2 separate regions of the Homo sapiens genome follow, and region 2 is linked to region 1. The links are chromatin contacts, found by Hi-C or POLR2A ChIA-PET in ENCODE. All regions are on one chromosome and are shown on one strand. Each heading gives the region's core, a stretch centred on a gene start or an enhancer-like site at or near the end of the contact. The rest is flanking DNA. Distances are from core to core; before and after follow the strand shown.

The links. Hi-C counts contacts between places; a loop is a spot of excess contacts on that map. ChIA-PET counts read pairs that join two places held with the same protein, here RNA polymerase II (POLR2A). Pooled maps may share reads with other maps.
Region 2: a map of PC-9 shows a loop between it and region 1 (7-fold over the local background). The contact joins two enhancer-like sites. A Hi-C loop is called at or near these places in 25 of 168 maps with a recorded cell type or tissue (Caco-2, Calu3, HCT116 and 17 more), 5 of 37 single-sample maps with no recorded cell type and 26 of 50 pooled maps. POLR2A ChIA-PET finds 5 or more read pairs at or near these places in 2 of 52 experiments (OCI-LY7 and WTC11).

What each region holds. Positions count from the first base shown.
Region 1 is chr18:9,360,021-9,367,554 of GRCh38, forward strand. It overlaps TWSG1 (twisted gastrulation BMP signaling modulator 1), which reads left to right. Exons shown (of 5, transcript NM_020648.6): 3 at 1-51. Among named protein-coding and RNA genes, the nearest start is that of TWSG1, 29 kb to the left of the region's middle. Within about 2 kb of position 4,456, at least 3 of the 41 ENCODE cell types and tissues checked have a DNase peak (open chromatin) inside an H3K27ac peak, as active enhancers do; they include PC-3 and PC-9, where a contact is called at or near this core.
Region 2 is chr18:9,511,499-9,519,032 of GRCh38, forward strand. RALBP1 (ralA binding protein 1) reads left to right here. Exons shown (of 10, transcript NM_006788.4): 2 at 1,493-1,791; 3 at 5,347-5,805. The coding sequence starts at 1,548. It also overlaps the pseudogene RNU2-27P. Among named protein-coding and RNA genes, the nearest start is that of RALBP1, 40 kb to the left of the region's middle. Within about 2 kb of position 2,718, at least 2 of the 41 ENCODE cell types and tissues checked have a DNase peak (open chromatin) inside an H3K27ac peak, as active enhancers do; they include PC-3 and PC-9, where a contact is called at or near this core.

The DNA of each region.
Region 1 (7,534 bases), core at 3,206-5,705:
AGTGCATGCTGTGTCTTGGGGCCCTTTGGGACGAGTGCTGTGACTGTGTTGGTAAGTTGATACCAAGGGAGACTTCTTAATATTTCTTATCACAGAATCCTTGGCTTTAAGAGACTTTAAGGAATATAAATGTAGTTTATGTGCATAAACAAGTATGTGTGTGAAATATAGTAAACATACAGAACATTGTATTTTTACATTCAATTGTATTCAGTAGTATTTACCTATACATGTATTTAAAAGTGCTTATCCTTGGGAAGTAGGAGTGGGGGGCCAAGGCAGAATGTTTAACTTTTTATTTTGAAAGTTTTTGTACTGTTGAATTTTTTATAAGCAGCAGCATTTTTTTTTTGTTTTTAATAAGAAGTAGGTTTTATAAGAAGAAACATTCTCCAAGATGTGTTAAGTAAAAAAAGTCAGGTTCAAAATTATGTTTATAGAATGCTATCATTTGTGTGTTAGAAAGAAAACTTACGTGTGTAGGAAGAAACACCTGTCAGCCCTTCTCTGACCAGTTAACTCATTTTTAACTTTTAAAACCCCAGTTCAAGTATCCCCTTTCCTTGGAAACCTTCCTTATTTGACTGAGATAAAGGATCCTCTATGCTTCTGAGAGATCATTTATTGCATGCTCCTATAATTGTTGTTTTGCATGTTTTTTCGACAGAGTATCACCTCCTTAAGAACAGGAATATCATCATATTGATCTTTTTTACATTATCCTTTATCGAAATAGGCTATATGCATATACTTTTTAAGTCACATAGTACTAAAACAATCCCATCTCAGTTCTTTCCAAGCCTTTGATCCTATGCCCAGAGACTACCACTTTCAACTTTTCAGCGTTGCACTGCTTCCATAATTCTGAATAATAACCCTATACTACTCTCTTGATTCTTTGATTTTAGAAACTATCAGTTGACTTCCTCTTATGGTAGACAAGCATTTAGTTCTCTTATCTCTTAATCTTCCCAGTGTGATTTTATCACTCCTTCTAGTGAAATCAGTATTTACCTTAATAATCACTCTAATGAATTAATAATATATACTCATTTGATGCATAATAATGTAAGCACTAATTAATTAAATGAGTTATCCCATTATCTGTCTTTCTGTATTTTGGGTGTATGGTGTACTTCTTGAGAGATTTCCTAATCTTTTCACCCTTGTATTAATTTTTTAAATTTTTACTTCCTTTTTTAATTTCCAAGAGCCCTTCTCTGATTGTCCTTTTTTAAGGAACATACTGTTCTTGTTTTATATGTAACATATTTTTCTTATCTTTATGGGATTCTTAATTGTACTGTTTTGTGGTTGCTGTTGAGTTTTTTCCTTCTACTCCTTGCATGATTTCCATTTTCTCAGGTGTCTGGTGACCCTTGGCTGTCTATTCCTTTGTAGAATTTAGGTACTCCAAAACGGACTGGGAGTACTTAATCCATGGACAGGGCATGGAATGTAGTTTGCCTCACGAAAAGGTGGTTGGAGGATGAACTGCCTTTTTCACTGACGAGCCCTCTATTTCATGTCTATAGATCTTTCCCTTTAGGGTTGCACATTTTTTCTAGAGAAAGATCTCCTGGTTTCCTGCTGGTGTTGAGGCTGGGGTATGGGGCAGTATGCCAGGCTGCAAATGTTCTGGGAACCTGAGGGGTGAGGTCACAGTAAACAGTAAGCATACTTTTATTTACGTTCCTTGTTTTTTTCCCATACTCATCTCTACCCTTTGCCATTTTTGGCATTCCCAGTCCAGGGCCTCTTTGGTTTAATTTCTCTAAAGACTAACTCTCTCATCTCCTACAGTTGTGGAAGAAGAGACAGGGACCTGAAGGTATAACTACCCCACAGAATAGGCTTGCCTCTGCCACTCTGGCACCTCCAGCTCCTGAGTCTCCTCAGGGTTCTGTGGGGTGCATGGCCTGTGTGAAGACTGCTCAGTCAGGTACCTTTAGCTCTTAGGTTCTCCACAGATAGAGTTAGTGTTTCCATTTCTTGTTTTTCTTTAGTGTTTTGTAGTGAATTCTGAGAGAATGGGGGCAGAAGTATCTTTTCCTCTGTCCTCTTATATTCATCTTGGTATCTCTAACAGCTAGCTTTGAATTATTTTAGGTCATTAACTGTATATTAATTTAATATGTACAGTGAAACTAAAAAAGAGGAAATAGTCATCTTAATCTCTGATATACACACATAAGATTTTTTTTTGAGACAGGGTCTTGCTATGTTGCCTAGGCTGGAGTGGAGTGGTGTGATCATGGCTCACTGCAGGCTCAACATCCTGGGCTCAAGCAGTCCTCCTGCCTCAGCCTCCCAAGTAGGTGGGACTGCAGGCATGAGCCACAACACCCAGCTGATTTTTATAGTTTTGATGGAGACAGGGTTTCGCCATGTTGCCCAGGCTGGTCTCGAACTCCTGGGCTCAAGTGATCCACCCGCCTCAGCCTCCCAAAGTGCTGGGATTACAGGCGTGAGCCAATGTGCCCAGCCTCACACATAAGAATTTAATTTAAACATGGATGCCAAAATACACAAATGAACTTTTATTAATAGCATTGCCTAAAATAATGTGTATGTATGTGTGTGAGAGTGTTTGTGCGAGTGTATGAATGTGAGTGTATGTGTGTTATATATGTGTGTGTCTTAACCATCACACCATGATGACAGTGCTGTTCAGCGTCTTCTTTTAGGAAGAGAGTTCTGCATTTTTTTCCACTGAGAAAGAATAATTATACATGCTTATATCTCTACAATTTTAGAAGCAACTGGTATGCTTCCAGGCTAGTTCTCATTTTTTTAAAAAAAGCTTATTTACCTTTAAGGGTTGGATGTCCAGTTTTAAACTTTGAGTAAGTTCATAATGTAACTTCATCTTTCATTTTAAGTTAAGTTAATCTTTCTACTTTCTAGGATAAAACTGAGATATTCCAGTTCTATTTATACAGCAATCCTCCTCCTTGTAGGCAGCTCTCTTCCAAATTAGGCTCTCTTAACATCCTTTGCAAACCTGCCGCTGCTCCTCCTTCCTAAGTTGAAATAGTCCCCATACTTTTCATGGGTGGGGCACAGACCTCTGAGAGAACACAAATTAGAGTGCAGCCTTCCTTTCCTCTCTCATTCTGTGGACTTCAGCACATACTTTCTCTAGGAAACTTTCCCCTGTGGCTCCCTTGTATAAGAGCTTCTCTTTTCTGATTTTTTCTTAAGGTAAGAGTAACCACCATAGTTGATTTTAATCTTTGCTGTCCAACATATTCCTGAAATCCTGTGGGTTTTGGATCCTAGATCTCCACCCACAAGCTCTTTTTTCTTTTTTTTTACTGTTTTTACTTTTCCAAATGTGCACAAAAATAGAGAGTACAGTGATACGTACTACCTGTTCCAATAGTCATTAATACATTGCCAGACTTGTTTCATCCATTCATCTGTTTGTTGGTATATGTCTCTATCTTCCCCCACAACCTTTTTGTTTTGCTTAGGTATTACAAAGTAAATCATTTCACTATTATCCGTGAAGTCCTTTAGTTATACATCTCAAAAAAAGAGTATTTTTACATAACACAATGTCATTACTATGCCTAATGTAATTAACAGCACATCTTTATTTTATTTTTATTTTTATTTTTGAGGCAGAGTTTTGCTCTCTCGCCCAGGCTGGAGTGCACTGGTGCAGTCTTGGCTCACTGCAACCTCCACCTCCTGAGTTCAAGTGATTCTCCTGCCTCAGCCTCCCAGGTAGCTGGGACTACAGACACACGCCACCATATCTAGATACTTTTTTGTATTTTTTTGTACAGATGGGGTTTCACCATGTTGGCCAGGCTGGTCTCGAACTCCTGTCCTCAAGTGATCTGCCCTCCTCAGCCTCCCAAAGTGCTGGGATTACACATGTGAGCCACCGCACCCGGCCATTTAACAGTACTTCTTTAATATCGTCTAATACCACTCAGATCATACTTAGATTTCACTGATTGACTAAATGTTTTTTACAGTTGTTTTACTCAAATCAAGATCCAACAAAGATTACTCACTGTATTTGGTTGTTAGATTTCTTAAGTTTCTTTTATTCTAAAACAGTTTCTTCTCCCCCTCTCTCCCATCCTTTAATATTCCATTGGCTTTTTGAATAAACTAGTCAGTCATGATTGGTTTCTTCAAAATAAACCACATTCTGGATTTGGTTGATTGCTTCTTTTGGTTATTTAACTTGTTAGTTGGTCTTTTCTATTTCCTATAGGCTGGAAGTTAGATATGAAGGCTTGATTAGATTGAGGCTCAGTTTTTGGGAGGAGGGAACAGTGGTACAGTGTACACAAAGGCAAACAATATCCAGACGTCCTGCTTTTAGTAATGCTAAAATTGATCCCATGAGTTCCGACGGTGAAAGTCTGATCCCTTTGTGATAAAGGTCCCCATCAGCCTTTCACCTGGTGATTTCACCCCTTCTTGATGACCATTGCCTGAGTCAGCTACTTCATTAGAAGCTGTAAAACAGCCAGGTGTGGTGGCTCACGCGTATAATCCCAGCACTTTGGGAGGCCAAGAGGGGGCGAATCACCTTAAGTCAGGAATTCAAGACCAGCCTAGCCAACATGACGAAATCCCGTCACTACTAAAAATACAAAAATTAGCCAGGTGTGGTGGTAGGCACCTGTAATCCCAGCGACAAGGGAGGCTGAGGCAGGAGAGTCACTTGAACCCAGAAGGCAGAAGTTGCAGTGAGCCGAGATAGTGCCACTGCACTCCAGTCTGGGTGACAGAGGGAGACTCTGTCTCAGAAAAAAAAAAAGAAGAAGAAGAAAAGTTGTAGAACAATGATTTTCTATTTTTATCATTACTTCTGCAGTTATTAGCTGGAATTTTTCTGTATAATGTAAATGGAATCCTACACTACTACATAGTAGCTTAAAATACATTTAGAACAACATGAAATGATGAATGATTTAATAATAGACTCTTTAATGGCATTAAGACATTGTAACTTTTGATTCATGTTTAATGTGCATTAAAAGTTGGATTCTGCCTAAGCATGATGGCTCATTCCTGTAATTCCAGCACGTTGGGAGGCCACAGAAGGAGGATCACTTGAGCCCAGGAGTTCAAGACCAGCCTAGGCAACATAAGGAGACCCCATCTTTACCAAAAATAAAAATTAATTAGTTGGGTGTGATGGCATGCACATATGGTCCCAGCTACTTGGGAGGTTAAGGCAGGAGGATTACTAAACTCAGGAGGTCAAGGCTGCAGTGAGCTCTGATTGCACTACAGCACTCCAGCCTGGGCAACAGAGTAAGACCCTGTCTCTAAAAAAATTTTTTTAAATAAATAAATAAATGTTGAATTCTATGGGAAATGTTAAATTAGAAGAAAAAATTGCCTGAGCGCAGTTGCTCGTGCCTATAATCCCAGCACTCTGGGAGGCCAAGGCAGGCGGATCACTTAAGTTTGAGACCAACCTGGGCAACATGGCAAAACCCCGTCTCTACAAAAAATAAAAAATTTAGCTGTGCATGGGTGGCATGTGCCTGTAGTCCCAGCTACTTGGGTGGGAGCGGGGGCTGTGGCAGGAGAATCGCTTGAGCCCAGGAGGTTCAGGCTGTACTGAGCCATGTCTGAGTCACTGCAGTCCAGCCTAGGCGGCAGAGTGAGACTTTAACTCAAAAAAAAAGAAAAAGAAAAAGAAAGGAAAAGAAAAAAACTAGGCCAGGCCCAGAGGCTCACACCTGTAATCCCAGCACTTTGGGAGGCCTAAGTGGGAGGATCGCATGAGCACAGGAGTTCAAGATCAGCCTGGGCGACACAGGGAGACTCTGTCTCTACAAAATAAAAAAACAAAAAATTGACTGGGCATAATGATGCATGCCTGTAGTCCTAGCTACTTGGAGGGCTGAGACAGGAGGATCACTTGAGCCCAGGAGCTTGCGGCTGTAGTGAGCTATAATTGCACCCCTGCACTCCAGCCTGGGTGACAGATCAAGACCCTGTTTCAAAAAAATAAAAGAAAAAATTAATAACTTGTGCCAATAAATAAAACATGGCAAGCATGAACTTTTTCATCTTGAGCCACCTGTTTAGCATGTCGTGGAACACTATAATTCAGTGGTGCACTGTTTGTATAATGTTGATATAGAAATAGCAGATTCTTTATAGTACCAAGATCATTTGCTATACTTAATAAATTGGAAGCATCATAAGCTCCAAGACCAGGCTGTGAAGCCTGCTGAAAACCTGCTTAGCAACCACAGCTTGGCTCATTTTGCCATACCAACTCATAGATCCTAGATGTCGCTGTGGTGAATGGAAGAAAGGGGCACAGGGAAAGAGCCGGAAAAGGTGGGTGGTGTCAGGCAACAGGCACAGTGCCTGCAAAACCCAGGAAAACAGGATCAGACAGCTCTGTGCTGGGAACACAACCCTGGGACAGGCTCTACCACCTAGTGGATCAAATGTTTCTTCCTTAATCCTGCTCTTTGTTAGGCAAATTCCTTGAACTCTGACTTTGAACTCAGGGCTACAGTCCAGTACTAACCTTGACGGGTCTTGGCATCTTCCTTTTGGAACATCCAGGTTTTTCGTTATGACTCTCTCTTGTATCTCAGGTCAGATCTAGATAGATCCGTTGGTTCCTGCATAGAATGGATTTCTGTCTTGCTTCGCTCTAACATGTTACTTTTCTAATATTAAGGAATAAATAGGTGCTAGGAGTTCAAATTTTCTGTTTTCTGTTTTAAGAAAAACTATGCAAATTATTTAGATACATTATTTATTATTATTAATTTTAATTGACAAATAATAGTATATATTTACCCAGTGCAACAGGTTATTTTGAAATATGTATACATTGTGGAATGGCTACATAGAGCTAATTAACATACATTACCTCACCTTTTCTGTGTATGGTGAGAACACTTAAAATCTACTCTCTTAGCAATTTTCTTTTTTATTTTTTCTTGAGATAGGGTCTCTGTCACCCAGGCTGGAGTGCAGTGATGCTATCACACCTCACTGCAGCCGCAACCTCAAGTGATTTTCCCACCTCAGCCTCCCGAGTAGCTGGCACTATGCTACCACACCTCGCTAATTTTTAAATTTTTTGTAGAGATGGGGTCTCAATGTGTTATCCAGACTGGTCTTGAATTCCTGGACACAAGTGATACTCCCGCCTTGGCTTCCCAAAGTGCTGGGATTACAAGTGTGAGCCACTGTGCCCAGCCAGCAATTTTCAAGAATATAATACATTGTTATTAGCTATAGTCACCATGTTGTACAATAGAGCTCTTGAATTTATTATTTCTATCTAACTGAAATTTTGCATTATTTGATGGACACCTCCCCTTTCCTCAGCTCCTGGTAACCATTCTGCTCACCGCTTCTGTGAGTTCAACTTTTTTAGATTCCACATATAAGTGAAATCATGCGGTATTTGCCTTTCTGTGACTGGCTTATTTTACTTAACATGATGTCCTCCAGGTTCATCCATGTTGTAAATCAGGGTCCCCAACCCCTGAGCCATGGACCAGTAGCAGTCCGCCGCCTC
Region 2 (7,534 bases), core at 1,468-3,967, 150 kb after region 1:
CATTAGTAGGTGTTCTCGTGAGTCTTGTTTCCTCTATCCTTACCATCATAATGGATCTTATATGTGCCATTTTGTACTTTGCCACTCTTACATTAGAAAAGTGATAGCTCATTGTTTAAAAAATTATAATTGAAGTTGAACATTGTTTCCACTCATTTTTTAGCCACTTTTCTGTGAACTGCCTGTTCACATCCTTTGTCTGGTTCTCTTAATTTGTTGCTATTTTCATTAATTTGTTAATAACTCTTTGCTTTTTAAAGAAATTACCTCTCCCAATTTGCAACTTTTTTTTTTCCACATTTGCTTGTCCTTTGACTTTATTTATGGTCTCAGAATTGTCACTTATGGCTTGTGGATTTTTTAAATTGTAAAGTTAACATTTAAAGTGAGTGCAAAGAGAGGCCGGGCACGATGGCTCACACCTGTAATCCGAGCACTTTGGGAGGCCGAGGCGGGTGACTCACCTGAGGCCAGGAGTTCGAGACCAGCCTAACCAATATGGTGAAACCCTGTCTCTACTGAAAATACAAAAAATTAGCCGGGTGTGGTGGCAGGCACCTGTAATCCCAGCTACTCAGGAGGCTGAGGCGGGAGAATCACTTGAACCTGGGAGGCGGAGGTTGCAGTGAGCCGAGATTGCGCCATTGCATTCCAGCCTGGGCAACAAGAGCGAAATTCCATCTCTCAAAAAAAATAAAAAAAATAAATGAGCGCAAAGAGAAAAAGTGATTCTGATAGTATTTCAAATGAATATCATAATGACATTAAAGAGGAATAAGAATTAATCCAAGTAACTTTCAAACGCAGTACTTTGACTGTGTACCTACCATCCTAAAGAAGGGAGAAAATGCAAACAAATTTTGAACTCCTCTTACATTTGTCCTTTGTAGCATCTGTTGTAGTAAAACTATTTTGCATGTATTTTAGGATTGATTAAATGAGGGTTCCTTCATTTCTTTTAGCATAACTGCAGTACAAAAATATAGTTATTATCAATACATGAGCTGCATATAAAATTGCATGCATCGTAGAATCAGTGGTCTGTAATTATATGAATCATTAAATATATCATTTTAATTATAAAATTTAATTATGATGTGAACTGTTCATATGTAGTTATAAAGTCGTCTTTGTAACTTATTTATAGTTGTTTAGTCATAAAGCAAAATAGTAAGATTTTATGTTGGGGAGCAGTCAAAATGAAGCACTTTAGAATGATGAGTGGTTTTTTTTTTTTAAGGAATTCCATATTCTACTTTGAGAACTCTACCTCTGATTTTCATTTGATTTATTTTTTGAATACTCGAAGATCCCAGTGCTTTCAACCCTGAGAACTGAAATGTGTGATGCATGGAATATATCTCGAGACAATAAAATGAAAGAGTTTTTTACAAGGGGGTTTGTGGAGAAAATATTTTTGATTTGTAAATGCTGTGGTGTTTTTGTTCCTTGGTGTTAGGTGACTCTGCTAATGTTTTTTCTCTTGGTGCAGGTGTAATGGATAGGTAACAGAGAAGACCTCGTCCCTTCCTAGTCAGGGCATCAGCATGACTGAGTGCTTCCTGCCCCCCACCAGCAGCCCCAGTGAACACCGCAGGGTGGAGCATGGCAGCGGGCTTACCCGGACCCCCAGCTCTGAAGAGATCAGCCCTACTAAGTTTCCTGGATTGTACCGCACTGGCGAGCCCTCACCTCCCCATGACATCCTCCATGAGCCTCCTGATGTAGTGTCTGATGATGAGAAAGATCATGGGAAGAAAAAAGGGAAATTTAAGAAAAAGGAAAAGAGGAGTAAGTGCCATTTTTTCCTATGCCTAGATATTTTTATTTTATTTTATTTTACTTTATTTTATTATTATTTTTTGGGACAGAGTCTTGCTCTGTTGCCCAGGTTGGAGTGCAGTAGCACAATCTCAGCTCACTGCAACCTCCGCCTCGAGGTTCAAGCAATTCTCATGTCTTAGTCTCCCGAATAGCTGGGACTACAGGCGTGCGCCACCATGCCCAGCTAATTTTTGTGTTTTTAGTAGAGACAGGGTTTTGCCGTGTTGGCCAGGCTGGTCTTGAACTCCTGACCTTAAGTGATCTACCCACCTCGGCCTCCCACAGTGCTGGGATTACAGGCGTGAGCCACTATGCCTGTCCTAGATATATTTTAAATAAACTTCCACTCTAATTACATGTACCAGCTGTCTTCTGGAAACATGTGAAGGCAGAGATTCTTGTTTGACTTTTCTGTTCTTTATTTTTCAGGGTCTCAGTTTTTGTATATTAGAGTTGTATTTTGGGATCTTAATCTCACAAATAAAAATACTGAGTTTCCAGAAATGGAAAAGTTTTCTAGCGGATATTTCCTGAAGTAATAACTCAAAATGATGTCTAGAAAGATATTAAGCTGGCCACAGTGGCTTACGCCTATAATCCCAGCACTTTGGGAGGCTGAGATGGGAGGATTGCTTGAAGTCAGAAGTTCAAGAGCCTGAGAAACAAAAATTTAAACCATTAGCTGAGCATGGTGATGTGTGCCTGTAGTCACAGCCGCTTAGGAGCCTAGGAGATTGAGGCTGCAGTGAGCTATGCTTGCACCACTGTAGTCCAGCCTGGGTGACAGAGTGAGACTCTGTCCTCTCCTCCGCTGACGCCCCACCCAAAAAAAGGTAGATACTGGAATTTTCCCCTTAAGGCATCTTACTTTTCTTGGGTAGGTCGTGTTCGCTATTTGGGATACACTTTTTTGGAACCTTCAATAAAGTAGCTATTTATCTTAAGCAAATACCATGATACATTCCATTTGAGGTCCTATTCAGTAGGGAGGATGAATCATTTGAGCGTGGCTTTTTAGTATGTTAAAAGCAAATAAAGTGAGTTATGTTAAGTATTCCTTATTTTGAACTTCATGACATTTTAAATTGATTTGTTTTTGAAGAATTACACAGAGTACACAAATTGTATACAACTTGATGAGTGGGTATGCCTGTGTAACCACTACAAGGATCTGGAAATAGAGCATTATCAATTTTCTTTTGTGCCTCTTTAAAGGGAATCACCTACCCCTCCCATAAGTAAACTTCTTTTATTGTTGATTGATGCTGCCTGATTTTAAACTTACGCATACTTCTATTTGTGTCTAGCTTCTTTTACCCAATATTATATGTTAAAAGTAAAACTTTTAGACAAACTAAATTTAATGGGTTTTTTTTCTTTTGTGTTTTTATTTTGAGACAGAGTCTTGCTCTGTTGCTCAGGCTGTAGTGCAATAGTGTGATCACGGGTCACTGCAACCTCTGCCTCCCAGGTTCAAGTGATTCTCCTGCCTCAGCCTCCCAAGTAGCTGGGATTACAGGCACCCGCCACCATGCCTGGCTAATTTTTGTATTTTTAGTAGAGACAGGGTTTCACCATGTTGGTGAGGCTGGTCTCAAACTCTTGACCTCAAGTGATCTGCCCACCTCAGCCTCCCAAAGTGCTGGGATTACAGGTGTGAGCCACCCTGCCTTGCCAGTTTAACAGAGTTTAATTGAGCAAAGAACGATTAGGGAATCCAGTAGCCCCTAAACCAGAATAGATTTAGAGCGACTCTGGGGCTGCCACATGGTCACGTAATATTTATGGACGGAAAATGTAAAGTGACACACAGAAAACAGAAGTGAGGTACATAAACAGCTGGATTGGTTATAGCATGGCATTAGCCTTATTTGAGCAGTTTGAACAGTTGCCCCCCTGTGATTGGCCAAAACTCTGTAATTGGTACAAGAGTAGATTACAGTCTGTGTACACATCCAGTTAGGTTACAGTTCCCTATGTTCGGAGAAACCTTTAGGCCAAACTTAAAATACATGAGGAGGCAGCTTTAACCTAACATGTTTGTTAGATTGATTCATGTTATTCCATGTGGCAGTAATTTGTTCATCTTTGCACTAGATATTGTTTCATTGCATTATATGTTAGAGTTTATTAATCTCTTCTACTTTTGTTGCTTGTTTGGGTGGTTTTCAGTTTTTGACTGTTATGAATAGTGCTTCTGTGGTGTACATGTTTTTGTATTTCTGTTATGTTTATGCCTGGGAGTGGAATTGCTCATTTGTAGGCCATGTGTATTTCAGCTTCAGTAGATCCCTGCAAAACAGTCTTCCAGAATGCTTGTACCAGTTTACCTTCTCACCAGCAATGTATGAATATTCCACTTGCTAAAGCATCATGGTATTTTGTCCTTAAGATTCTTGCCATTCTGGTTGGTGTGGGGTACATGGTATTTTAGTTAGAGGGTAACTTAGGAAATAGCTGTTATCTTTTATATAATAGCTTGCAAGGTAGCTAGCTAAGGAAAAGAATTAGGAGAGTTACAGATATTAAAAAAAAAAACAACAAAACCAAACTATGACAACTCTGACATGGTTGGTAAAGCAATTGGGCACATTTGTCAGTGTGTGAAAAACCAGAGGTTTCTGATGCAGGGAAGTGGGCCCAGTGGATTTGGCCACCATCTAAAGATGAGGGAATTTCTCAGTTCAATCCTCTACTTAAAAGAGTCTGCAGTTCCTGCTGCAGTCTCCATAAAGAACTTAGCAGCTGGTGACAGGAGAGTGAAGTGTCATAGGAGAATAACTGAAACACATAAACAGTAGTGCAGTTCGTCATTCTCTGAGATTGCCTAAAGTTATAGGCTAGGCAGCACTTAGCTGGAAAAGCTAGGGTAGGTAAAGTGAACACAGGTTGAGTATCCCTATTCCGAAAATCCAAAATGCTACAAAATCTGAATCTTTTTGAGCACTGGCATGACACTTGGAGGAAATGCTCATTGGAGCATTTTGGATTTCAGATTTTTTGGGTTAGAGATGTTGAACTGGTATAATGCAAATATCCAGAAAAATCTGAAATTTGAAACACTTCTGGTCTCAAGTATTTCAGATAAGGGATACTCAACCCGTAGTATGTTAGAGGACACGACTCACGTGATGAAAGGATGCTCGGTCTACTTTAGAAAAGGATTCATTCCATTAGCCCTCTATGTAGAGCCTTTCAGGTGTATCTCTAATGTTTGGTTTGCCTGAATTCCACTTACACACATATGTAATATAAACCCTGTTTCCCCTCCTAATATTGTAAGGATGGTAACTGCTATCTATTTGTCCCCCTCTTGTGGTCAAGAGATGTCACTGCAACATCTCTTTTTGAGAAGAAACCCATTTCTTTGCTGGGAGTGCCCAGGAGGAATTGGCCAAGAAGTGAAAAGCTAGATTAGCTGGTGCCAGGTGGCACCGTTTTTTGGTTCTGTTTTTAGAAAGCATATGGACAGTTTGACATTAAACAAACATATAACTTATACTGTCTCTGTTTCTTTGGCAGCTGAAGGCTATGCAGCCTTTCAGGAAGATAGCTCTGGAGATGAGGCAGAAAGTCCTTCTAAAATGAAGAGGTCCAAGGGAATCCATGTTTTCAAGAAGCCCAGCTTTTCTAAAAAGAAGGAAAAGGATTTTAAAATAAAAGAGAAACCCAAAGAAGAAAAGCATAAAGAAGAAAAGCACAAAGAAGAAAAACATAAAGAGAAGAAGTCAAAAGACTTGACAGCAGCTGATGTTGTTAAACAGTGGAAGGAAAAGAAGAAAAAGAAAAAGCCAATTCAGGAGCCAGAGGTGCCTCAGATTGATGTTCCAAATCTCAAACCCATTTTTGGAATTCCTTTGGCTGATGCAGTAGAGAGGACCATGATGTATGATGGCATTCGGCTGCCAGCCGTTTTCCGTGAATGTATAGATTACGTAGAGAAGTATGGCATGAAGTGTGAAGGCATCTACAGAGTATCAGGTACTGGGAATGTGCACTTCACTTGATGGTTTTTAATAATAACTTCAGTTTCATTTTTCGAAGGAAGAAAAATTATTGTGAGGAAAATTTGGCCTGGATCCTAAGCCTTATTCATTTCCTTGATCCTACCAGTTGCACAAAAATCCACCCCTCTCCCCAGCCTTTCTTTGGTGTTCTGGCATTTGTTTTTTTAATATTTCCTTCCATTAGGAGGATTTCACGTTAGTTGTTCATAGCTTGCAGCAGCCAGGACTAAAACAAAGTGAAGTATACTGGCAGCATTGCTTAACAGGGCTGCATTCAGACCCTGCTTTTTTTTTTCTTTTGTTTGTTTGTTTTTTTGAGACAGAGTCTCGCTCTGTTGCCCAGGCTGGAGTGCAGTGGCGTGATCTCGGCTTACTGCAACCTCTGCCTCCTGGGTTCAAGCGATTCCCCTGCCTCAGGCTCCTGAGTAGCTGGGATTACAGGCGCCTGCCGCCACACCCAGCTAATTTTTGTATTTTTAGTAGAGGCAGGGTTTCACCATGTTGGTCAGGCTGGTCTCGAACCCCTGACCTCAGATGATCTGCCCTCCTCGGCCTCCCAAAGTGCTGGGATTACAGGAGTGAGCCACCACTCCCAGGCGCCTGCTTTTTTTTTTTTTTTTTTCTTTCCTCTCTAAGCAGAGGCTCAGTGGTATGAGGGCCATCAGCAAGAAAAGAAAGGTTAACTGTGTGAAGGAAGCTTCTTGGCCAAGAGACACGTTTATGGACACAGTCATATAATGCATTTCCTTAGCTCAGCTAAGAGGCATGACATGGTTTTGGTTTTGGTTTTCTTGGTGCGCGGTTCTTAGAGTTAGTGCAGTACCCGGTCAATACATGGAGTGGTCCAAGCAAGCTTCTGTTCCATCTCCCTGCTCCAGAAATCCTAGAACAGATACTACACCCAACTTTAGCCAAAAGACCAAGAAGCAGTAAATGTTTAGGCCCCACATGTGAATGCTTTGGTCAGCTACATGCAACTATTACGTATATTAGCAAAATGGATTTTCTATTTATCTTTATTCCATATGTATACAAATTAAATTTCATACTTGGAAAGAATGTGTTTTGATTGGGTATCTAAATCAAGCAATATGTATATTATTTAAAAGTAAAAAGATTTCTTAGAAAGCGGTATGACTTTTATACCAGGATAGGATGAAAGCCCTGACCTGTAGCAGCATCTGTGTTCCAAATTATTACATTCCCATTATTCAGTGTCTTGGTACCTCATCAGTTTCTGTTTAGAGATTTGTTTTATAAAGTTAATTGTTGGCTGAGGCAGGAGGATCACTTGAACCCAGGAGTTTGAGGCTGCAGTGAGCCATGATCGTACCACTGCACTCCAGCCAGGGCGAGATTGAGACCTTGTCTCAAAAATAATAATAATAATACTTGTTGGTCACAAGTACTTTCATGATGAGTTGTTAAGTCATACACATGTGGAATATATAGAGAGATAGACTTAGTTTTTTCATTTAGTTGGTTCATACGCAATTCTAGAAGGTAGATTTGATACTTAAGTTTTGCTGAGAAAGGGCAGATATTTTTGATAATTGGGAAAACCGTTACATAATCCACTAGATTACATGCCATTATTTAAGAGTATTTTTGGTAAAATGTTACTTTTTTATAGAAAATTAAATAAATTAGGCATTGAATTTGAGTTTATAACTCCTTAGTATTATATAAATATATTTAAACAA